5 separate regions of the Homo sapiens genome follow, and regions 1, 2, 3 and 4 are each linked to region 5. The links are chromatin loops, found by intact Hi-C in ENCODE. Cell type or tissue: IMR-90. All regions are shown on one strand. Region 1 overlaps ST7 (suppression of tumorigenicity 7). Region 2 has its middle 23 kb from the start of ST7. Region 3 overlaps WNT2 (Wnt family member 2). Region 4 overlaps ST7 (suppression of tumorigenicity 7). Region 5 overlaps ASZ1 (ankyrin repeat, SAM and basic leucine zipper domain containing 1).

Region 1 (5,000 bases), 400 kb after region 5:
ACATGGCAAAACCCTGTCTCTACCAAAAACACAAAAATTAGTAGTCGGGCATGGTGGTAGGCGTCTGTAATCCCAGCTACTCGGGAGGCTGAGGCAGGAGAATTGCTTGAACCTGGAAGGCCAAGGTTGCAGTGAGCCGAGATTGCCCCATTGCACTCCAGCCTGGGGAACAGAGTGAGACTCCGTGTCAAAAGAAGAAAAAAGGTTTATTCACAGTGGGTGATTTCTGGTACCAAAGAGAGACTGATGCCAGACGTGAACAAGAGAAGCCCCTGATAATAGGTTTCTTTCCTTTGAGGTATCTAAGCCAATAAAAAGGTCAGAAATTACTCTGAAGAAATGTGGCCAATATAAGTGAAGGGACTGGTGCCAAGAGCAATCTCATGGAAAATCAGTATGTCTGAAGTTCAGGGTGTGATGCAGAGTCAGGAACCAAATCAGAGGCCAATTTTTAGTGACAAGAATCTGGGACTAGGCAAAGAACGTCAAAAGAGGAGCAGTTTTCTTGCTGCAGCCTTGAACAGCCAAGCCAGTGATGCCACAGCAGGCCCAAAGGCCCAGGACGTTGCATAATAGGATGTGCACACCCAGTAAGTCTACTCCTGTGCCTCAAACATATACCAGTTCATGGGGACTCACCCAGAACCCAGTTAGATACTTAAAGATGAAAAATACCCAGCCCATTTTGATGGCTCTATGTGACATGCCAGTACTCATTTACTGCTTATAGCTCTTCTTTGGGGTGACTGAGAATAATGAAGAAGAGAGAGTCTTCAAATAATACATCTTCTTACTTTGTCTGCCAGAAGAAAAGCCATAGGATCAGAATCTATATAAATTCCTGAGCAATGTCTAATGTCCTGCTGAAAAAGCTGGACTGAAGGATTGGTAGCACAAAGGTTGGAGATTAAGAATGTGGATAGGCAGACTATGTGAAAGGGCTCAGAGAATTTGAACACACACATGAATTCTCACTTAAAGGCCCAGCAGCAGAAGTTCTTAATCATCCTTCTCAGTCTCCTTTGCCGGTTCTTCTTCCTCCCATCCTCTTTGGGTTGGAAAGCCCCACCATGCAATTTAAGGACTCTCATGTATACTCACTTCTTTAGTAACCATATCTAATCCCATGACTTTAAATACCACCTATCTGAAATCTCTCTCTCTCTACCTCCAGACTCACATATCCAACTACCTACCCAATATCTCAATTTGAATATTTGAATCTCTTCCACTGACATCCAAAACTAGTCTTTCCGCCAAAACCTGCTCCTCTTTTCCCTCACACTAGCCTTCCCCATTTCATCTGATGTCAACTGGGATTGGTACTTATGCTGTCTGCAAAGAATATGGTATTTATCAGTGATTTTTTTAAATAATAAAAGAAAAAAACTGAAGCAGCTGGAATCCATTTATTCTTACAGTGGCATTCTCAGAAAATGATTTATTATTTCCTACTACCTAAATCCCTGAAAATGCTCTTGATTTTGTCCTTTCTGAAACTGAATTTTTCAGCTTTTTATTAGATTCTGAAAATTTTTCACTTTTCCTTAAAATAGAGTCAGTTTCTGTTGCTTACAAATAAAACCCCTTATCCTACATGACCACCACCTCTCAACTCATTGACTCTGCTTCAGTACCCCTCAACTCTCAATTCACCACCAGTCCCATCTCCTCCCCTCCTTTCCACTTACAGTTAGAATGAAACAGCAGAATCATCCCACTTTCAACTAAAATAGACTCTACTCACACAACCCAGAATGCTCTTAGTGTTGAGAAATTCTGAAAATTAAAATTATCACGCTGGGCGTGGTGGCTCACATCTGTAGTCCCAGCACTTTGGGAGGCCAAGGTGGGTAGATCACTGGAGGTCAGGAGTTTGAGACCAGCCTGGCCAACATGGCAAAACCTCATCTGTACTAAAAATACAAATATTAGCCAGGCATGGTGGTGCATGCCTGTAATCCCAGCTACTTGCGAGGCTGCGACATAAGAGTCGCTTGAACCTGGGAGGCGGAGGTTGCAATGAGCCAAGATCATGCTACTACACTCCAGCCTCAGCAACAGAGCGAGACTCTGTCTCAAAATGAAATAAAGTAAAATAAAATAAATCACCAAAGTATTTATTTCCAAACTGGCTATGTCAGCTATTTGTGGAAAGCACAGAGTAGCAAATCTCTAGCAGGGATTTCCTCACAGCTCATCTAAAATAGTTGCATAACACAAATTCTGATCACCTTTTCCTCTGATCCCACACAATCTCTATTATACCAGCTAACCTCAGTCAAACACAATTAATTATTCCTAACTTCATGAAAGAAGGGACTATGTCTCATCTCTGTAGCCCCATGTGAGGCACGTTGAATTTGCTTGTTGAATTTGTTCAGAAAGTAAAACAAAAATTGCTTTATATTTTTTGATGTCACCATACTTCAAATGATGCATACTCTGAGTTGTATGTGATGTTGACTATCCACTACTAGTACATTTGAGTGTGAAATGTCTGCTAAGCTTTTCTGTTCATATTGAAAAATCAAGAGGAAATTATGTGGGCCTACAGGTTGCTTAATTATCTTGATACTTCTAACAAATTCATGAACTAGCCTAGGTCCAATTTCGCACACATTTCAAAAATACGAATACCATATTACCCACATTAATTCTTCCCATCTCATCATTTTTTTAGTAAATATCTTATACTTAGGACTTGGGAATGCTATGGGTAAACAAAGTGATCCAAACTTTTAAATTTTCATCAAATCCTACCCTAAATTTTACCCTTAAAAACATCTCATCAACAAGGTGAACATGAGTATCAATACCACTATACAATTCTCAAAGGTCAACAAGATGTGTTTTACCCCAAATTATGTAACTTTATATAGGAGAGCCTCACAAATATATGGACAAGCACCATCTAGTGGTAGAAAGAATTACTCTGGATAAACAGTTACCATTGATGGTACAGCTAAATTACCTGCCAAAATCCAAATCATGGGCAGTTCTTATACAGGACCCAATTTTTTTAACAAATTTAATAATCACGTCATGACTAAATCAAGGGTAATGCCAGTTTTAGGGTAAATATTAAGTCTGAATGGTCATGAGAACAGTCCAGATTGAGCTGTTTTAACATCCTTGCATGAATCTTAAACCCATAGTAGAGGAAAGCAAATGCCTATATTGAGCACTGACTCTGCACATGTGTTGGGCATATTTACATATGTTGTATCTCATTTAACCCTCACAGGAACAGGGTAAGAAAGTTATTAAAATCCCCACTGTACAAATGAGAAAACTGACCCTCACGTATTAAATAATGTATCCTAAGTCATACAGACATTAAGTGATAGAGTCATCTCCTCATCTACCCCACCCCCTGCCATCTATTACTGGGTCCTTGGGAAAAAATTAAGTAATACAATAGAAGAAGTGCACAGAAACTCACTGAGCACTTAGTTTAGGGCACACGTAACCGACCCCAACATGGAAAAGAGAGATGCGCTATTGTATAACAGATAATCCCACAGACTTTAGGATTAACCAGACTGCTGCCATCTTAAAAGAAAACAGAGCCTGTATTAGTCTATTTTCTGTTGCTCATAATAGAATACCTGAAACTAGGTAATTTATAAAGAAAAGGAATTTATTTCTTGCAGTTATGGAGGCTGAGAAGTCTCAGATTGACAGGCCAGATCTGGGGATGTTTAAAGACTATCACAACAAGGGAGTCCTTTATAAATTATTCAGCCCAATTTCAAAAGTTTCTCTTCTTTCTCAGACAGATAGACACACACACACACACACACACACACACACAGCTGACATAAATACGTGCAAACTGGAGCTAGCATTCAAACTGCTGCTTTCCAATAGACATGCTCTTTGTGGCAAGGTTTGCAAGGTTTCTTCAAGGCCTTACATCTTCACATAATTTGATCGATATCACCTTAAGAACCAAAGGATGTGACAAATAGATGAGAGCTTAGCTTAATGAAAGAGGACATGACTTTGGAACCAAGAATGAGACCAAAAACTTTAAGTATGTAGTAACTGATTAATATATTATTTGGATTTTCTTAAAGGTAGCAAGAAAGAGAAAGGGGTGAGAGGAGAATCAATCATAAAGGTGGGCCCACCTCCTCTTTGTCTTCCCCTTCCTACATAGTTCTAAAGTCATAGGTGGGGCCAAGCGAGGTAGGTATCTATGCTTGGGTGAAGACAGACAGTGGGGGTTGGTAGCGGCACTGAGACTCAGCAAGGTGAGGACAGCATCGATGCATGCGGCAGCCCTGCTTAGGGTGTCATGGCCCAAGCAGAGAAAGGAGGGTATAAGAACAGGGGGCAGGCTGCATGTGGTGTCAGAGCCCAGTGTGTATAAGGAGGCATCCCCTAGGGGAAGGGGGATGGATGTAGAGGATATTGGGTGCTGGAGCCCAGACAACTGAGCAAGGCCTCTGAGGAGGATGCTCAGCATGTGGTTTCAAAACCCAAGCATGTGATATCAGAGCCAGAGTGAGGTGAGGGGGGATATTAAGAGATACTGGTTACATACAGATGGGTTAAGCAAATAAGTAAATATATTAAGGATAATGGGACCCACATTTCTGATTTTCAGGAAATGAACAAATATGAAAAGAAGGAAACAGAGAGATTAGATGAGGATCTGCGATATCAATATGAACTTATAATTTCAAGAGAGATAGATAAGAACTAGATATAAAAACAATATACGTGGCTGGGCGTGGTGGCTCACACCTGTAATCCCAGCACTTTGGGAGGCCAAGGTGGGCAGATCACCTGAGGTCAAGAGTTCAAGACCAGCTTGGCCAATATGATGAAACCACATCTCTACTCAAAATACAAAATTAGCCAGGCGTGGTGGCATATGCCTGTAATCCCAGCTACTTGGGAGGCTCAGGCAGGAGAATCGCTTGAACCTGGGAGGCGGAGGTTGCAGTGAGCTGAGACTGCACCATTGCACTCCAGCCTGGGCAACAAGA
Region 2 (5,000 bases), 450 kb after region 5:
CGAGTAGCTGGGATTACAGGCACGCCCCACCATGCCTAGCTAATTTTTTGTATTTTTAGTAGAGACAGGGTTTCACCATGTTGGCCAGGCTGGCCTCGAACTCCTGAGCTCAGGCAATCCACCCACCTCGGCCTCCCAAAGTGCTAGGATTACAGGCATGAGCCACCACGCCCGGCCAATTTTTGGAGCATCAGTTTCAAAGTTCATCTATAAAATGAGTAATAATACCTACTTCACAGAATTATAATGATAAAATGAGCTAACAAGTGCAAAACTTTAGAGTAGTGAATGGCATACTTTAATGCACTTTATTAGGTGTTATTCATCTTGTTATTTATTCAACCATGTAGTGATGTAAAAATCGTTCTTAGCTTTCCAGCTGTATGAAAACAGGCAATAGGCTGGATTTTGTTAAAAGAAAAGTCATTCATGACACTTGTTAAAGAAGGTAAGATAGACTTACCATTGGGATCAGTTGTAGGGGCCACTGCAATGGGGTTTTGCGGTGGGGGAGAGAGATTGAGCTCAACTTTGAACACAACAAAGACAAGTGGAAATTTTTAGCCAAGGAGCAGGATGCGGGTCAGATGGAAAAATTACTAAGAGGCAACATCAGAGGTAAAGGATTCTGGCTAAACCGACTTAGCAGGATTCTTGCTAAAACTGGACAATACAGAGATAAACATGGGAGCCCAAAGGTTGAGGCCTAGCTGAAAAAGAGCTCAGGCCGGGCGGAGTGGCTCACGCCTGTAATCCCAGCACTCTGGGGGGCCAATGCAGGTGGATCACCAAGTTTGAGACCAGTCCGGCCAACATGGTGAAACCCCATGTCTACTAAAATACAAAACTTAAGCTGGGCGTGGTGGCACATGCCTGTAATCCCAGCTGCTCGAGAGACTGAGGCAGGAGAATCGCTTGAACCCAGTAGGTGGAGGCTGCAGTGAGCCGAGATGGCGCCACTGCACTCATGCCTAAGCGACAGAGTAAGACTCTGTCTCAAATAGAAAAAAAAAAAAAAAGAAAGAAAGAAAAGAAAAAAGAAAGAGAGCTCAAAAAATTCTAACTAGAGAGTTCGGTCAAGGTGAGAATCTTTGCGAATTTGGCCCATGGGCCATACATAGATTGTTGACCCTAGTTTAAGCCACTGTTAGGTGCTGAAAGTGCAACTGAGTGCACAAGAGTAAGGGGGAAGGGGCAGGACCCTCCACATCAGCCAGCTGTCTTGTTTTATCTGCCATTCTTTCTACCTTTACCCTGAGAAGGCCATTTAGAGACCTCATTAGCAAGGATGTGAGGGGTTTTAAGCAGGAAAGGAAAACGACAAGACTTGCATTATAAAAAGATACTCTTAGGCCAGAGCGGTGGCTCAGGCCTGTAATCCCAGCACTTTGGGAGGCCAAGGTGGGTGGATCGCTTCAGGCCAGGAGTTTGAGACCAGCCTGGCCAATGTGACGAAACCTCCTCTATTTTGTAAAAATTAGCCTGGCGTGGTGGTGCATGGAGGTAATCCCAGCTACTCGGGAGGCTGAAGCAGGAGAATCGCTTGAACCCGTGAGGCGGAGGTTGCAGTGAGCCGAGATTGCACCACTGCACTCCAGCCTGGGCAACAGAGCGAGACTCTGCCTCAAAAAAAAAAAAAAAAAAAAAAAAAAAAAGAAAAGAAAAAGAAATAAAATAATTAAATAAAAATCAAAATCACTCCTCTGTAACTAGATAGGAAATGGATTGGAGGGAAATGAGAGTAGATGCCGAACAAATGAACAAAAAAGTTAGATTATTCCCACAGTCTAGGCAGTTTGTATTAGGGTGATAGCACTAGGAATAGAGAGAAGTGGACTTACTTGAGATGTATTTTGGAAGTAAAATGGACAGAACTCGCTGTCAATTGAATGTGGTTAGTGAAAGAAAGAAAGGAATTGAGAGAAATGCCAAGAGTTCTGGCTGATTCAGCCAAGCCCACCGCCGCCTCGGCCTTTGCAGAAGCTGGTTCCTTGTGGGGAATACTGTCCCCCGCGTTTTCTGACTCCTGCTTCCTTCTCATCTTGGTTTTCATGCCATCTCTTTACAGAGGACTTTACCCTATTTTCTTTATACCTTTATCCCTATCTGGCATTTTTTGCTGTTGTTGACTTATGTAGTGCCTCTCTCTCTCTCTCTAGTGACTAAGGCCCTTTTCACTGTCTAATTCACTGCTGTGTTTATCAAGTACCTAGAATAGTGTCTGCAACCAGGAAGAGTTGGAGGAAAGTTTGTTAAAAGACGAGTTGTGCTGAAAATAATTTAACAGTGGAGGTCTGAAACAGTTTTTTTGTGTGAAATCTGTGAACATTATTCAGGTCAAGAGATAGTGGATTATAGGGGCCATGAACTCTAATTGTATGAAGACTGCGTGTTGTGAGAGAAGACAGAGAGAAAAATGGCAATGTGCAGACACGAATGCACTTTTCTGAGAAAAGAGATCATAGCTCGCTTCACATTTGCAGATGAGTCCCTAACTTCAAAGACAGCCAAGAATCCTTGTGTTCTTGGCTTGAATATAGTCAAACTTTTCTACAAGTGTTAGCCGGTAATAAATACCCTAACTTATCACTATTTCCGCTTCCTAAAGTTTCTTTTCCAGACCAGCAGTGCCCTTCTGCTGAGTAATAGCCGAACCTTGAGCAGCGGAGATGCTCCAAGGGATGGGACACAGGATGTCCTGGACTCGTTTCTCCGCGCGGCATCTACCTATACTGCGATTAGCTTGAAATGGGAACAGTGCCACCTGCTGGCGCCTCTTGGAAACTGCAGTCTTGTCCATTCCTGTCGTTAATTTCGGAAACAGGATCTCATCCCACTCAAACACATGCTCAGAAACACAAACCATTTTCCCTTTTAAGCAGAATTTTTAAACACTAAGCGAGACACATAATGATAACATCTCTGAACACAAAAGATGCCAAACACAAAATTAAAAGATAAAAGGCAGGCCTGGTGCGACGGCTCACACCTGCAATCCCAGCACTTTGGGAGGCCAGGGAGGGAGGATTGCTTGAACCCAGGGGTTTGAGACCAGCCTGGGCAACATGGCGAGACCCTGTCTCTGTGAAAAATAAAAATAGCCGGGTGTGGTGGCGCGAGTCTGTAGTCCTAGCTACTCAGGAGGCTGAGGCAGGACGATCACTTGAACCCAGGAATTTGAGGCTGCAGTGAGCTATGATCGTGCCACTGCACTCCAGCCTGGCAACAAAGCGAGATTCCAGAGAGAGACAGAGCGCGAGCAGATGGAGAGAGAAAAAAAGTTTGCAACCATTTCTAAGGGGCTCTCCCATGAATATTCTTCTGTAGAATATTTAACATATTCTGTGGCCAGAATATATTAAATGTGTGGGGAGGAAAAATCTGTCAGTCTTTTCCTTTATGATTTCTGAGTTTTGTTGACTTTACAGGAAGGTTTTTCTGTAACTCATTATTAGTTCCAAAATGTTCACTATTTGGTTTGGCCAGATCTTCAAGCCCATATGATTTTTTTTTTTTTTTTTAAATATCAGACAGGATGAGGTGCAGAGTGAGCACCTAAGTTTTTTTTTTTTTTTTGAGACGGCGTCTCGCACTGTTGCCCGGGCTGGAGTGCAGTGGCGCAATCTCCGCTCACTGCAACCTCCCAGGTTCAAGCGATTCTCCTTGCCTCAGCCTCCCAAGTAGCTGGGATTACAGGTGCCTGCTGCCACGCCCGGCTAAGTTTTTTGTATTTTTAGTAGAGATGTGGTTTCACTATGCTGGCCAGGCCAGGCTGATCTCGAACTCCTGACCTCATGATCCGCCCGCCTCAGCCTCCCGAAGTACTGGGATTACAGGCATGAGCCACCGCTCCTGGCTGAGGATCTAAGTTTTAAGATTAGGTTAAGCTGCAGATGACAACAAACAAAATAGCAGAGGCTTAAACAAGATAGAAGTTTGTTTCTCAGGTAAAAAGCCAGGTACATGATTTGAGCTGGTATTGTGTTTCAAAGTGTGAGGGAGAGTGTTCAGTTCCATTTGTGCCTAGACCTGATGGCTCAAGACGGTGGCATCAGAGTTTCAAAGAGCAGGATGGAGGAAGAGAGAATAAAAGGGGAGTACACAGGTTCTGACCCTGAGGGCAAATCCCAGGAGTTGCCCTACAACGCTTTCATTTATCCCATTAGCCAGAACTTAGTCACATAACTAAAAATAAATATTGAAGGGGCAACCACCAATTTCCACCACAGATTACCGCCTTTGATTTATGTGAACACATCCTTCTAGTTACACACAGAGTAGTATATTTACCCCCCCCCCAAGGACCCATCCCTCACTACAGTCAGCTCCAAGTCCAAGATAGCAGGGTGAATACACAATTCTCATCACCAAAAACAAATGCATCTCATCGTCCAGCAAACTATAAATTAGAAGATGTTAAGTGCCCTAACACTCTTAATATACAACGTAGGAACAGAATAATTGCAATTCAGAAATGAAACAAGGTTTCCCTACTCTGGTAGTGGTTTTATGGCTTAGTTCATGAGGTAGCCCCTGATTCCGCTCTCTGAGGAAAACTCCTTGTGCGTCATTCCCAGGGAAGGTTCTTCATTGTCCATTATCTTTCCTGGCTATGACTGGGGCTGCACAGCTTTCAGAGTTCACTGTTGTTGATTAGGGTGGCCACACATAGCAGTTTGTCCAGAATAGTTCCTATTTACACCTGTTATTTCAATGTAATAATTAAGAGCTCTCCATTCTCTCAAAAATATTGCAGTTTGGCTAACACATTACATAATTGCTCTATTCCAAAATTCAATTCACAAGGAACTGCCAACAACCACATAAGCTTGGAAGAGGAATCCAAGCCTCAGATGAGATTGCAGCCTCAGACATCACCTTGATTTCAGCCTCGCGGAACCATGAACAGAGGACACAGCTGACATGTGCCTGAACCCATGAGAACTGTGAGATAATAAGGTTGCATTATTTTAAGACCTAACTTTGTGACCACTTGTTAT
Region 3 (5,000 bases), 73 kb after region 5:
AGGGCCTGTAGCCAAGGAGAAGTAAAATCCTGTTCCTGTGATCCAAAGAAGATGGGAAGCGCCAAGGACAGCAAAGGCATTTTTGATTGGGGTGGCTGCAGTGATAACATTGACTATGGGATCAAATTTGCCCGCGCATTTGTGGATGCAAAGGAAAGGAAAGGAAAGGATGCCAGAGCCCTGATGAATCTTCACAACAACAGAGCTGGCAGGAAGGTATGGAAATGCAACGGTGCTCATTTTGTAGGCTGCATGGCTTTATAAACCACTTAGGCAGAGCTTATCTTAAACTTCCCTAGAATTGATAAAATGCTGTGTAGTCACAACTTCCTACTGTCCCCCAGCCATTAGCTGTTTGTTCGGAAGAATACCAACAACTAGGTTGAAATATTCCCACCCACACTCCACCTTCCTTCCTATAGCTAGTTGAAGGAGTCCACCCATTGTGTTTGGCATTGTGTTGATTCAAGTCTTTTATGGTCTCTCTGGACACTGTCATTTAAGCAGAAGATATGAACTGTGGGTTAGGATAGTGCTTCATCCCACATAGCAATGTTACACTGAATGCTTATATCTAAGGGATATAAAGATTAGACCCAGAGCATCTTTTCTTACATGTATCATGAAAACAACTCATCAAGCATGGTTTGTTGGCTTCTTCTAGATTTAGGGATGCCCTCTTTGGGAACCTGACCCAAGTCTCACTCATAAAAGCCCCACCTTGTTGTTTCTGGTGCTGGATAAGTAAGTGGACCAGGAGAAGACATGATCCTCAGAGGGTATTCTGGCCCCTTCTCCTCTAGACCTGACTAACTTCCTGGGCTCCAGTCAGTGTACACCCTTTAACCATCATTTGTTAAATGAGGAAACTGAAGCCCTCAAGGTACTCAAGGTCACAAGGAAGTTAGTAGAAAGGACTAGAAAGTTAGGTTTCAACACGTAGTCCAGGGGTGCTTTACCCTAGGATTAAACCATTTCAATGCCAATGTTCAGACCCACTGATGACCCATGTCTTTTGGTATGGTGGTATGACCAGAATAACTAGAGAATTTAATGCTGTACTTGATGCTTTTGTGTGGAAAGCATTAACTGGCTGGGTGAATCAAATATTTGTTCAGAACTATTCTAGAATAATCTAATTGCCAATAGGAAGAGGTAACGATAATTTGTCTTTTATCAACACAACATAAAAATGTGTTTGATATTAATATATAAAGAAAGATAAGCATAAAATTGAAAGGTCCCTGGGGGGGCTTTAATAGGAAAAATAATAGAAAAGAATGGATGAAAACCCCTTTACTAGGCTCCTGGAGAGAACAAATCTCATTTAAAGGAAGTTAGAAGGAAAGAACTCTTGCTTAGCACATGGTATAACATGAGTGTGACCTGAACTGTTTACAAATAGTACCTTTCTTGAACTTTAAAAATCAACATTCCTAATTTTCATGAATTTATGAACTTACAGTCACTACTGCCAAGAAAATAGACTATGGTTGTGCAATCCTACAACTATTGGTAATTACTGTTTGTGCAATGATTTGGATAAAAAAATTTACACTGACCTTTGTCCTAACATTGATAGTACATGTATAAGTTATAAAGTGTGGTGACTTTGATAGGAGTGTGCTGCTTAATTGTTCAAACAGGGTATATAGTTAGATTTCTCTATTTGGAAAGATAAAAGATATTGTATCCAAAAGAACATTGACTTATCAAAATAAATGTTAATTTCACTAAATAGGTCATTAGATATTGAATGTTTCAACTCTTCAAGACAATAGATCATAGCTATTATATTTTAGGCCCTGAATAAACACAACTTTTAATGTAAATCACATGATTCTTCACCGTGTAGAGGTGAACAGCTGTCAGGCCTCAGATATTCTCCTGCCTGCTCTGCAAAACTTAGGAGGCTACTTTTGATTGGAATAAAAGTGCACACACTGACTTTTTAAAATGTGGCTTTAATTAATGGTGGGTGGGCAGACTTTTTCAAGGAGATGCATGATGTCAGTGAATATGAACTTTAATGAGAGTAAATGTATTGAGATAAACATGCGTCTCTAATTCTCTTCTTGCGGTCATTAGACCCCCAGTCTCTACTCCCCCTTTGTACTAGCAGAAGGTCTGTGGAATCAAAATGAGAACAGCCTGGGCTTGTTTGAAGGCAGGCCTCCTGAGCTAAGCCTCCAACTGGCTTGGCTCTAAGGCTCTAGAAAGCCCCCACCTCCCAGGGCTGACGGTAACATCAGTCCACTTTTTTTCTTCTTCTTTGTGCTTTTCAGCATTTTCCAAATTGGCCAATATGAACATCTACTTTTTAAACTGGGAGGGGTAGGGGAGAGCAATATATTTCATTTTTTTAAAAACCATCTATTCTAAGATTGCTCTGTTTAGCTAATGTTAAAAGTCAGAATTCATCACTGCCATTCATAACGGGCCTTAATTTTTCCCCAATATTTGAACAATTTATTTATTATAGCAGTTGGTTAGAGCACCCTCATGTGTCTCTGTACTGTAATGTCATTTTAGATCCTCTGTGCTATATCATTTAATCATAGTTTCAGCAGAATTCATAATGATTTCTTTCTTTCATGTTTACTTAAATGCTCATCCTTGATTGAGTCTAGTTTTCCACCTCCAATTAGGACTATGAATAAGTACTAAAAAGATAAGCCTGTCTTGTTCAAAACAAATATTCTATCAGGAAGGAAATTCTATAGCATCCTTCAGCAGCTCTGTTTAGGTCTAAAGAAACCATGCTATAAAAACTTCCAAATTACATTTTAAGATAGTTTTAGGTAAATTACATGCAAAAGGTCAATATCTGCCATTTATTTCCTTTGATGAGCTTGCAAACAAGCACCTTTTAAATTTGTCCACTCTTCCAGCCTGGGCAACATGATGAAACCCTGTCTCTACAGAAAAATATAAAAAATTAGCCAGGTGTGGCAGTTCTACTACCACAGCTATTCAGCTACTATTCCCAGCTATACTCAAGAGGCTGAGGTGGGAGGATCATGTGAGCCAGGGAGGCTGAGGCTGCAGTGAGTCTTGATCACACCACAGCATTCCAGCCTGGGTGACAGCACGAGACCCTGTCTCAAAAAAAACAAAACAAACAAACAAACAAACAAAAAAGTTAGTTCACTCTTTCTTCTAAGATGAAATAATGAAATAATCACAACTTCTTTAAATGTTCCTAAGGGAATCTGTATGAAAATAACTCATGTTTCCAGTCTTACTGCCCTTCCATCACTCTGAAAGTTTCTATAAGAGTAGGAATTTCCATAAGAATAAGAGGAATTCCATGAAAATACTTTCCCTAAAAGGTGCCTCTAACTTAAAAATAGAAAAGAACATGGGACTTCAAATCAGATGCACCTTTGTTTTAATCTTACAATACCAGTGGCTTTGCTCATTGAATCTCGGTTTTTCTCATGTATGGAAGGGCATTTTGTGGTGCTACGGGAAGACAAGTGTAAGGCAGATAGCACAGAACCTGGCATGTAATAGATGCTTAATAAAAGTTCCTTTCCCTTTTGTGAAGTTAAGATTATTTGTAACTCAGGTAACAGAGCTAGGCAGAAGTCCATCCAGCTGGAATTATTATTTAGGATTCAATCTGATCACTCCATCTATCTATAGAGTCATCTTCTATTCAGTTAACATACTAATAAAACCAAGCATATAGTATTTTTTAATTGATAAAATACTGTCAAATGTTTTATAATTTGATATTTCCAAAACCCCTGTAGGAATAAAAAATAGTATTCATATTTCTACTTTTCAGATGAGCAACTGGGCCTGAGAGGGATGGAGAGACTAAAGCAGGGTCATAGAATCATGAAGTACTAGATCCTGGGAGTTCACATCCGCTCCTGTTCTCCCATGTGCCCTTGTCTACATTTCCATATTGCTTTTGTTGAGAATTTCTGAGAAAAGAAACAATATTTCTATATGTACGGGGGAAAAACCAGCAGCTACTACCTTTGGAAGGTAGTTTACTGATGATTTTTTTTCTTTGTGTGTGTCTTCACACATTTTCTAAAATGAATGTGTATCGGTTTTTAACGACAAGGAAAAGTGGTTTTAAGTGCTGAAAACCTAACTGCCAGTCATCGTGAGCACACCCAAACCAATTTAGCCTTCTTTTTGGAGGATTCGCAGAATTTCAACAAACAGCACTGCAACTTTCAGAGCTCTGTTCTTGTATTTTGGGACTAACTTTGGTTCAACAGTTATTTTATTAAGGAATTACTTTGGGAAAGGCATCAGTTTTGGTACTAAATCAATGTGGAAAAGAATAAAACAAAGCAGCCCCTGACCATAAGAAACTAAATTTTAGTCAAGGAGAAAAGAGTAATACAATTGCAAGGCAGGCAATGCTATGTGGTATAATAACATAATCAGCCACAGGGCCAGTTAGCTGAGGAGATAATGGTTGTATCATAAAAAGAACTGGGTGTTTGAGCTGGAGATAAAAGATTTCCCATGGTTGAGATATGGAAAGCACTTTCCAGGATGAAGGGACTTCAAGACAAAGACAGATATTGGAGCAGGAAGTGTATCATAAAGTTGAGGGATACAAGAACTCTAGGGTGGAGTTCAAGACTGAGATTTAATAGGAACTGAGGCTGAAAATTTGAAATTTGAGTCCCAGCCAGATCTGGAGAGCCCTTTTTTTTTTTTTTTTTTTTTTTTGAGACAGGGTCTCGCTTTGTTACCCAGGCTGGAGTGCGGTGGCACAATCTCGGCTCACTAGAGCCTGGACCTCCTGGGCTCAAGCAATCCTCCCACCTCAGTCTCAGTAGCCGGGACTACAGGCACTTGCCACCATGCCTGACTAATTTGGGGTGTTTCTTATTTGTTTGTTTGTTTTTTGGTAGAGATGAGGTTTCGCCATGTTGCCCAGGCTGGTCTTGAACTCCTGGGCTCAAGAATCTGCCCAACTTGTCCTCTCAAAGTGCTAGGATTACAGGCCTTGAGCCACGGCACCC
Region 4 (5,000 bases), 260 kb after region 5:
GAGATTCATGTCATAGTAAGTAAGAGGCTCTCGTCCTGTCACCCAAGTATACCTGCAAAGGAGAAATAAGATGATTAGACACTTTTGAGAGAGAAAAGCAAGACCTATAAAATATTAAGCTGCAGAGGCGTTGAAATATAGACCATTAACTGAATACTAAAATAGCTTTGCTAATGAATAAAAAAAATTTTTAAAAATCATCTTATTCTCCCTTCAGGAATTATATCAGTCAAAAGAAATAAACATTTTCTCCTGTGTTTTTGTCTTAAAATTTACTAGCCCTTGCTAATGAAAACCTTCCCTAATTCATATTATGAATAGACACTTTCCTAAAGCTATGAAAATTCTAATTTGCCTAATTACTTTGCTAAACTAAATTCCAACATAACTTCTGCGACATCTCTATAACCATATTCCAGGTAAGCTTCAAAATGTTTTCAATGTATAGTATATATTGAAAAGAATAACTGTTAATACAAAAACTCTAAAAACTACACATTTTTGTACATTATCCCAAATCTAGTGCTAAAATATTTATAAAACAGAAAAATCAAAACATTTGAAGATAGTATTAAAAAATGGACGCACTACATAGACTGTTACAATGACCCCTAAATGAACCAGCAAAAACATTTGCTGCTGTCTTTGCTCTCTGAACCAGACCCATTTGTTTCCCAAGCTGTCAAAATGCTTACCGATTGTATTCAGCACCCCTAAATAAATTTAGTGGATTTCGCCATACTTTGCATTCTGCAACAAAGAGAAATATGAAAATGTTACGCGTAAGTTCAGTGACACTACAAGCTAATTAATTCAGCAAAACACCCTTCCTGCCATTTGATAAGATAATTCTATTCACTACCCTTTACATGGGAAGCAATGTGGAAAAACTCTGGGTGGTTAATCACAAAATGTGGCTCAGGCTCCGGGACTTTGGAAAGTTTTGCCTAATCTCTCTGGGCCTGAGTTTCCTCACTTGCCAAATCAAGATGCATGCCAAAATCAGCTAGTTCATAACTCCTAAAATTATTTCAAGAGGTCCAAACTGATTCTATGAATTTACTTCTAAAACCTTATAGATAAAAGTATAGGCAGAAGTAAAACTATTTTCTGTCAGTCTAAAACATACCTCATAATAACGTTGTACATGACAAGACAAACTATAGAGTATAATATGCAAACAGCCTTATAGTCTTAATTTGGGTTCATGCTAACAGTGATTTTATGATAATTTACCAGTTTGCTTTTGCCTTACAGGAAAGGAATAAGAAAATTAATAAGATTACCATATTGTAGGAAGAAATGCAATTAAAAGAAATTGTCTCAAAGCATTTTAATATCATTTACTTGCACAGATACATATACTAATCATCATACTAATATCATCATGTTAGCACATCCTAATAGGTCATACCTCTTTATTATACCAGGACCACAGAAATTTAGAACAAAAGGACTTTAACTTAGAAAAGCCAAGCATTAACTTTAAGACTGTGTTATAATGGTAAGCATATGACTAATAAACTACAATTCTTTTAAAACAGTCTATGATTAAGACTTTCTACTGATTCAGAATACTAGATTTTGGATGAATAAGATTTTATTATAAAAAAATCAGTTAATAGTATTCAAAACATCTATGTGCGTGTGCAACCAGCAAAAACCACATCCAACAACATATGTACAAAAAAGTGAGCAATTATTGCAGAAATCCAAAGGACATTGAAGGCCACGTGGTGATTCATTAGGATCCTACCCTCAGTCCTGTACATTCAACATCCATCCATCCACTGAGCATTAATTTGAGCACCCACTGGAGGAAATAAGTAAACCATCAATTTCAACACAGTGTGATAATGGAGAACACAAAGCACTCTGGGAACATGTGTGTAATCTCAACAAATATTTGTTAAAATAGTAAAGGATATACACATAACAGGAATACGTGTTTTCATTTAAAGAAGATGTACTTATTTCTAAATTAGGGCAGGATCCCACTTAAAATTTACACAATATTTATAAATAATGGCCCTAAATTTTTTGTCACTTAGCTTAACTTGCCATTTAGAAAATGATCTTTGTCCACTTAATTTAGCATCTCTGAATTTTGTTCTTGTGAAACTGAGATTTGATGGCTGTCACTTCATATGGCATTAACTACAAAATTATGCTTCCTGTAATTATTTTTTCTCCCCTTAGAGGAATCACTAACACCTTGACTCCAGATCATGGCTTGAAACACACTGGTGAGCTCAATAACCATAATCCCTGCTCTTATGGCTATTATAACTACCTGGACCTCACCACTGCCAACCCCTGCTCAGAGAATCTCTTTTAAGATTCAAAGTGCTCTTCTTAAAGCTTCATGAATATTGCAAGATCTGTATCTAGCACAAAATAAACATGAATATAGATTTATGGATAAGGATCCTCGTGGTAGAATTATTTACTATAAAACAAGGACATTTGGGGAGATGCTTCTCCTCCACAGAATCTCATCTGAAATATTAGTAAAAAGGCTAGGGCAAATATTTTGTCTCCAACAAATACATCATCATACTACCTGGAAGGATAAACACTGTTTAAACATCAATTGACAAATCACAAAGAAAACTGTTTTCAATTAAAATTTCGACTCTATTATATATCAGATGCAATTGAAATTATTTCTAAACAAAAAATAACTCCAAAGATAAATCATGTATATACCTAAAGTATTCACTGAGCAGTATCTAAAGATGCTCTTTATTTAAGAAGTGTCACAATACAGCCAGCAGGGGGTGCAGCAAACATTGTGAAATATTGCTTTTATGACTTCCATTAGAGAACTGAGCTTAAAAAGAAATCTGTGTTAACATTGGTGTCATATATGTGTGCTGCATTCAGTTTAACTATCCCTAAAACTTAGAAAAAAGGATCTAAGTAATTGTAACAGATGTAAACTGTTCTAAGTGAGAATAAAACATGTAATGAAGAAGTATCTAAGAAATGTCTTCATTAGTTATGCCCTTTAAATTGAAGGTGCAAGACAGGTATATTTTTATTTTAAGAAACAAGCAACCTAGAGGTCACACATGAGCACATGTCAAAGTTGTGCTTTAAAATTAGGCCACAGCTATGTTAATTTCTTCTTTGTCCCTCTGTTCCATAATCTTATCTTGTCTGCAAAAACTCAATCTAGAATCACTCTAGGTAACATACCTCATAAATATCAGGCTATGTGATGGTTTAGTGATAGAGACAAAGGATGTAAATGCCAAGCATATTAGAATATGAAGATTTAAGTCAGGAAGTACTTAGATCTCTAGAGGGTAAGAGTTTCTTATGTGTTCCTTTAAGGAATAAATTCCTTATTTCAAATCAGATTTAAAATTTTACCTCCAAAAAGGAATTTTCCATTCTCCATTAACATCAACAATTTTAATGCCCTCAAGATGCACTAGAAGTTGATTGGGACTTCATCATGAACTTGCTAATATCAATAATAATATAGTTAAAAATATACCCTTGATACAACAAACATGCTCTCTATAGTTCCATATGCAGCAATTCACAGTGCAGTCTCTACTCACAAGTGCTGACAGAAATGTTCCATCCTTAGCACACATGCAAGAATGAAATTCAAGAAAAAGGGCAGCAGCAAATATTGAATAGCACTTGCTTAGTTCCCAAAGTCTGCGGAAGAGATTCCCTACTTTGTCATAATGAGATCATTACAAGCTTCTTTGTGAGAGACAAAGAACCTAAAGAATAATGTTTACTATCTACAGCTAAGTACTTCTAAAAGCAAGCTCTAATCCTTTTTTTTCAGCCCTCCCTCTCACTATTCCCTACTAAAACCTTCCATCACAATCATACTTATTTATTTCATGTCTTTTCATACTCTTCTACTCTTCTGCAATGCCCACCCCATCACTCATAAGACTGTGTGGTTTAAACATGTATTGAGTGGGTAATTATGCATTAATCTCTCAATTAGGCCATGGGTTACAAAAAAAGATAATAGCTTATGTCTTAGAGGAACATTTAGCCTTGGCAGAAAAGTGAAAAGGGTATTGAACTAACTGGCACCCACCTGAAGAAGCTCTACAGAGGGAATAAATATTCTGAGAGAACCACAGACTTTTCCCTTTGTCACAATACTCAAGAGAAGAGAACTCAATTCTCATAAAACAAACAAAAAAAAGGCTCTATAGTCACAGAGCTTTTAATCACACAGAAAGAAAATATTATTCTACACCCAATTTAACTCTGAAAACTTTTTTCTAAAATTAAAAAAAAGATAGAAAATCCCTAGTCATGGGGACTTCAAAAATTATAAATTGCTAATTCAAGGCCCAGAAGGGTTTCTTATACTAAAAAGTTACCACATCTTCCCAGAATCTAAAGTATGGATAAGCATGACAATGTTATTACAAACAGTAGTAGCAGCAACTTTTGTTGTTGCTATGAGCTTGATTTTCATGGATCCTTTCTGTAAAGGGGCTTAAAGCTCGATTTATCTACATTCCTTACATACATTAGTTAGGGGTATATATTACACCCTTTTTACATAAGTAAAAAGTACAGAAAAGCTAATTTCCCTAAGGTCTATGGTAAATGAGATTAAGGCCTGGTGTCCAGACTGCCCGACTCTTATCCATTACATGCAACAAACCTGTTAAACCCTGCAACATCATATTTTGGAAATATTGTGAATCCATCAGTTAGATTTTTCACTAAAGAAACAATTTTTAAAAACTCCCCTGGAAAAACATTAGGAACTTTTTAACACTTTTAAACACTTTAGTTTCAAAGTACAACAGAAAAGGGTGCTAGCTAAAGTTTCATTGGCTTGTATTATAAAATTAACCCCAAGCCAGTCAATTTCTGACAAGTGATTGTGCATATGTTTATTAGCTTTGATATCTCAGAAATGAATACCCAATTCTCTACATTATTCAGATCAATTTAAAGCAATCATTATTAGTAAAAATATCCATATTCTTAAATAATTAAGC
Region 5 (5,000 bases):
TTGATGTTGTTTTCATTAACTGTTTTGTAGAATTCACCAGTGGAGCCATCTGGCCTGCTGTTTTCTTTGTGGAAAATTTAATTTAATTTATAATTACTAATTAAGTTTTTAAAAAATAAGTCTAGGGCTATTCAGGTTATTTCTTTTTGAGTGAGCTGTGGTAGCTTGTGTATTTTGAGAAATTTATCCATTTCATCTAAACTGTCTAATTTATTGGCATAAATTTGTTCATAATACTTCCTCATACTTCTAAAATCTGGATAATCTGTACTGATGTTACTTCTCTTGTTCTTGATACTGGTAACTTGTTTCTTCTCTCTGTTTTGCTTAATCAGTCTAGCTAGAGGTTTGAAAATTTTACTGATCTTCTCTTAATAAGGATCTGTATAAGAATAAGGAGTTAGCAATATGAAGGTCTGGGGACAGGCAAGAGCACTTGCACAGTTCCTGCAAAGGGGAGATCTTGGCATTTTCAAAGACAATAAACTGTAAGTGGCCAAGAATGGAAGCATGGAGGAGAGCAGTTATGAGACTATGGCAATATAAATCAGAGAAAGATGATGTTGTCTTGGACCACTGCAGTGGCTAATGAGGTGATGAAAAGTGATCAGAAGCAGATTATGAAGGCAGGGCTAATAGGAGCTGCCGGTGACTTGTACTTGGAATGACAGAGAAGAGTCATGAATTATGCCTAGTCTTAAGCCTGAGTAATGTGGTTAATGGTGGCTTTATGAAATAGGGAAGACTGAGAGGAGCAGATTTGGGTTATTATGCAGGTAAGTGCAGTGGAGATGAGACATCAACAGTTCGGATTTAGATGTAATGAAGAATTTGAATTCGAATGGTTAATTCAAATAATTTGTTGTTGCCACGTATGTGTGTATGTGGGGGTTTTGGGTGGCGTTGTTGTTGTTGTTGTTGTTGTTGTTGTTGTTGTTGTTGAGACAGGGTCTCACTCTGGTTGCCTAGGCTGGAGTGCAGTGGCACAATCTCGGCTCACTGAAGCCTTGATCTCCCAGGCTCAGGTGATTCTCCCACCTCTGAAGTAGCTGGGATTACAGTTGTGCAGACCACATCCAGCTAATTTTTTTTTTTTTTTTTTTTTAAGTAGAGGTAGAGGCAGGGCTTTCCTCTGTTGCCCAGGCTGGTCTCGAACTCCTGGATTCAAGCAATCCACCTGCCTTAGCCCCCCAAGTGGTAAGATTACAGGCCTGAGCCACCACACCTGGCTAGTTGTATATATTTTTTTATGTTTGCTTAAGTTATCCAGGAAATTCAATCTTTACCTCATAAAGATTGTCTATCTAATGAAGCCACTATGTAAGGGATATTCAAGGTAGAGGAGGCAATCTTTTACAACTGATTTAGCATATAATTTCACATAAAACATTCAAATTATAATATACCATGAAATATAAGAAACAGATATATATGAATTGTGCTAACAAGGACATAGGTGTGAAGTGTTCAGATTTCAGGGTATAACCTTATGCTAACAAACCTTACAGAGAAATAGTCTATTGGTAGGTTGTATATGTAATGTGAATAACCAATAAAAACTTTCTTGGTAAGATCAAAACATGGAACTCTGAAATTATTTATTTTTCTTTTCCAAAGTTCTTTGTGTATAAATCAGATCTTGAGGACGACTCAGGAAAATTGGGCTCAGAGTCTCAGACCTCCTTTAAAACAGACCATGATGTTATGTTCAGCCCAAGTAGAGCTGATAAAATCTGGTGTCCTTGGAATAGGCCCAGAAGGTGACTAACTTCCAGGAGTAGAAGGATTGAATCTCTAATTTTGGGAAATGATAAACTACAGAGAAACCACTATCCTCTCCCAGAAAGTACTCTTAAGAGAATATTAAGCTGGTTAATCTATTGGACTTATCTCTTTTCTAATTATATATAGTAAGTCTCCCAGTCAGAATAAAATTCTTTCAGTCTCAGACTAAAGTAGAATCATAATAGAATACATTAAGGAATGAAGTTTTTAAATTTACATTTTTGTTTCAGCAATCCTCTAAATAAAATGTAATAAGCATTTAGTATTAGCAAATCCTTTGAGGGCAGGGACCTTATTTGTGTCATTCATTACTATATTCCTAGCATAAGCATAGTGTGGGTACACTGATAATTTTCTAGATGAATATGTATATTAGTGAACTTCATAGTAGAAAGCGTGGCTTATTTCATGTATTTTTAATACATTTATTCACTAGAGGGTGCTGTGTAAGCATTCAGCACTTTAAAAGTGTCATCTCTTTCACTTGTACTTACTTGCAGGAAGGTTGGATTTTTAAATCACCTGATTTAGCAAAAGCTTTCATTTCTTTTCGTTTTCAAAGCAGTACTGGTGGTATTGTGTATGGTTAAATTAATGAAAATGAGAGATTAATGGCAGCATTAACACAAATGTTTCCTTTCTTCCTCCTCCTTAGGAGACTTATGACCCCAATCATGTATGCTGCTCGAGATGGTCACACCCAGGTTGTTGCTCTCCTTGTTGCTCATGGAGCAGAAGTTAATACCCAGGATGAGAATGGTTACACTGTGAGAAACATTTTTACAATGTTTCTTTTTGTTTCTGTTATTATCAGTAATCTACAAAAAAAGAATTTTAAGAAGTAATAATTACAAAAGGGCTGGAATATAATTGCTATCTGGTGAAAAAAAGCAACAGTTGAAATAGAAGGGTATGGTGACTCACACCTGTAATCCCTGCACTTTGGGAGGCCGAGGCAGGCGGATCATTTGAGGTTAGGAATTTGAGACCAGCCTGGCCAACATGGTGAAACCCTGTCTCTACTAAAAATACAAAAAATTAGCCAGGCATGGTGGCACGTGCCTTTAATCCCAGCTACTCAGGAGGCTGAGGCAGGAGAATCGCTTGAACCCAAGAGGCAGAGGTTGTAGTGAGCCAAGATCGCACCACTGCACTTCAGCCTGGGCAACAAGAGCGAAACTCCATCTCAAAAAAAAAGAAAAGAAAAGAAATAGAAATGAGGAATTAACTGACTCTCGTAGTCCTTACTCTTGATTAAAAAAAAAAATTGTAACACACAGCAAAATCTGGGCTCTAAAATATACATAAGAATTATTTTTTGTAGAAAACCCTTCAGTGATTGGCAAATAAATCATTTTATTCCTTAACATCAGTTAATTGTATAAAACACTGGTTTTAAAAAATCAATGAGCTTTGCAGTCAGCTTTGCAATTACAACTTTGGAAATATGTTTACATTATATTGTAAAATGAAGAGATTGCATCATTCCATTAATTAACTATGTTCTCTTTTTTATTGTGTCATAAATACTGTTGAAAACTTTTCCTGTCTGTCTCATATACACTCCTTCTCTTTAAACAATCTTCTTTTCCCCCTACTTACAGGCTTTAACGTGGGCAGCACGTCAGGGTCATAAAAATATAGTTTTGAAGTTGCTTGAACTTGGAGCTAATAAAATGCTACAAACCAAAGATGGAAAGATGCCAAGTGAGATTGCAAAAAGAAACAAACATCATGAGGTATCCTTCTGTACATATTAAACTTATTTTCTGTGGCATATCACATTATCATTTGTAGAACTTTTGTATTATTCTGTTAGAATTAAAAGTGTAATTATAGTGTATCTGGCAATTATTAAATGTTTAAATATGTATCTTTCCTCCAGCCAGGTAATGAGAACTTTATTTTGCTAGAGTATTCATCTTCTATGAAACAAGAAGCACTTATAGTAATTTAAAAGCTCTATAAAAGAGTAATAAAATCTTATTCTGGCCCCAGGAATAAAATTGTAATATACTATTTAAACATTTTAAACTGGTCCAGAATTTTAAAAGTAATTTAGTGAAAGCTAGTAAAATGCCAGTTTGAACATGTAACTCAAACATTCTTTTGTAAGTTTAATTAATGTATTAAACAATTTAAAAATTAAATTCCTTAAACAACATTTGCTCTTATATGTGTGACAGGGCTTACGATAAAGTGATAATATACCTGGATGTATAATCTGTCATTCAGATGTTAAACTCAATAATAAATACTTGCCATACATTAAATTACTTTATCAATATAAACTTTTGGTCTGAAGATTAAAGCTTTAGCCACAAGTCTGTAACTTCTAAGCAAGGATCAAGTATAGTACAATTATAAAACTAAGTTGTTTAGTTCAAGAGTTTGTAACACTGAGTTCCCGAATTTGAAAGCACGTAAAATTCCAAAGATTCCGTCATGTAATCATCAAACCAAGCCACTTTTACTGCATATAAAGTAACTTCCTCTAACCTTTTAAGCAATCTGATAAACATGGCTATCATTTTCCAAATATTATTCTAATATTTTCAGAATTTTTATAGGATAAACAGTAATCACTACAGCCCTGTAGAATTTCAAAAAGGAATTTACCATTTTTCTTCCAAACTTTGAAAATTCAAAAACTTAAAATTATTTTATTACATTGTTAAATGTAGAGTAGATGACACCAAACTTGACATAAGAAGTTTATGAACATCAAAGGTTATTTTGAGTCATAAATCATTTATTGAAATGAGATTTGATCTTGTATTTTGGCTGAGTATGTGATATAACCTTGACTTCCTGAGAGGTTAGATTTTAAAACTCAGGAATTTCACCATATCTTTTTGAGGTGTTCAGTTAGGATTTGTATACATTTAGTCATGCTCATTACTCTCTTGCCACTTAGCAATGTTTTTAAAGTACTATCTTAATATTTAATCTGAGTCATTTATCCAAATGGAATTTTTAGTTTCGCTATGTATCTTACCAAAAATATTAATTACTATCTTCCTTTAATTTTTACTATTTTGAATTAGATGTACTTTTTTCTTTTCTGATTATTGTAGGTTAAGGAAGCACTTAGATATCCCAATTACCCTGATTTGTTTATTATACATTGTATATGTGTATCAAAATATCGCATGTACCCCCCAAAATATATACAACTGTGATATATCATTTTTTTAAAAGTTGTTATCAGGGTA

Evidence for each region. A loop is a pair of places that touch in the nucleus more often than their neighbours do. Peaks named below come from ENCODE experiments on the same cell type or tissue, not always from the same donor. Only the 100,000 strongest peaks of a DNase experiment are listed, where the experiment ranks them.
Region 1: a loop joins it to region 5, with 4 times the contacts of the local background. A loop is called at or near these places in 11 of 110 quality-filtered maps.
Region 2: a loop joins it to region 5, with 9 times the contacts of the local background. A loop is called at or near these places in 21 of 110 quality-filtered maps.
Region 3: it touches region 5 in a loop (9-fold over the local background); 14 of 110 quality-filtered maps call a loop at or near these places.
Region 4: it touches region 5 in a loop (4-fold over the local background); 5 of 110 quality-filtered maps call a loop at or near these places.

What each region holds. Positions count from the first base shown.
Region 1 is chr7:116,982,931-116,987,930 of GRCh38, reverse strand. All of the region lies in intron 1 of ST7 (suppression of tumorigenicity 7), which reads right to left. Among named protein-coding and RNA genes, the nearest start is that of ST7-AS1, 31 kb to the right of the region's middle. In IMR-90, a CTCF peak has its summit at 2,918 (motif pointing left); no DNase peak of the experiment used is centred here.
Region 2 is chr7:116,928,377-116,933,376 of GRCh38, reverse strand. No RefSeq gene overlaps it. Among named protein-coding and RNA genes, the nearest start is that of ST7, 23 kb to the left of the region's middle. RefSeq lists a silencer at 4,188-4,482. In IMR-90, a CTCF peak has its summit at 2,770 (motif pointing left); a DNase peak (open chromatin) is centred at 2,736.
Region 3 is chr7:117,310,287-117,315,286 of GRCh38, reverse strand. It overlaps WNT2 (Wnt family member 2), which reads left to right. Exons shown (of 5, transcript NM_003391.3): 3 at 1-216. The region is part of intron 1 of LOC105375467 (a long non-coding RNA gene); the gene reads right to left. Among named protein-coding and RNA genes, the nearest start is that of WNT2, 10 kb to the left of the region's middle. In IMR-90, a CTCF peak has its summit at 2,498; no DNase peak of the experiment used is centred here; H3K27ac peaks cover 539 bases.
Region 4 is chr7:117,125,543-117,130,542 of GRCh38, reverse strand. ST7 (suppression of tumorigenicity 7) reads right to left here. Exons shown (of 16, transcript NM_001369598.1): 4 at 696-750; 5 at 1-52. All of the region lies in intron 2 of ST7-AS2 (ST7 antisense RNA 2), which reads left to right. Among named protein-coding and RNA genes, the nearest start is that of ST7-AS2, 18 kb to the left of the region's middle. In IMR-90, a CTCF peak has its summit at 2,770 (motif pointing right); a DNase peak (open chromatin) is centred at 2,782.
Region 5 is chr7:117,383,250-117,388,249 of GRCh38, reverse strand. It overlaps ASZ1 (ankyrin repeat, SAM and basic leucine zipper domain containing 1), which reads left to right. Exons shown (of 13, transcript NM_130768.3): 5 at 2,441-2,552; 6 at 3,390-3,524. Among named protein-coding and RNA genes, the nearest start is that of ASZ1, 42 kb to the left of the region's middle. In IMR-90, a CTCF peak has its summit at 2,230 (motif pointing right); a DNase peak (open chromatin) is centred at 1,739; H3K27ac peaks cover 424 bases.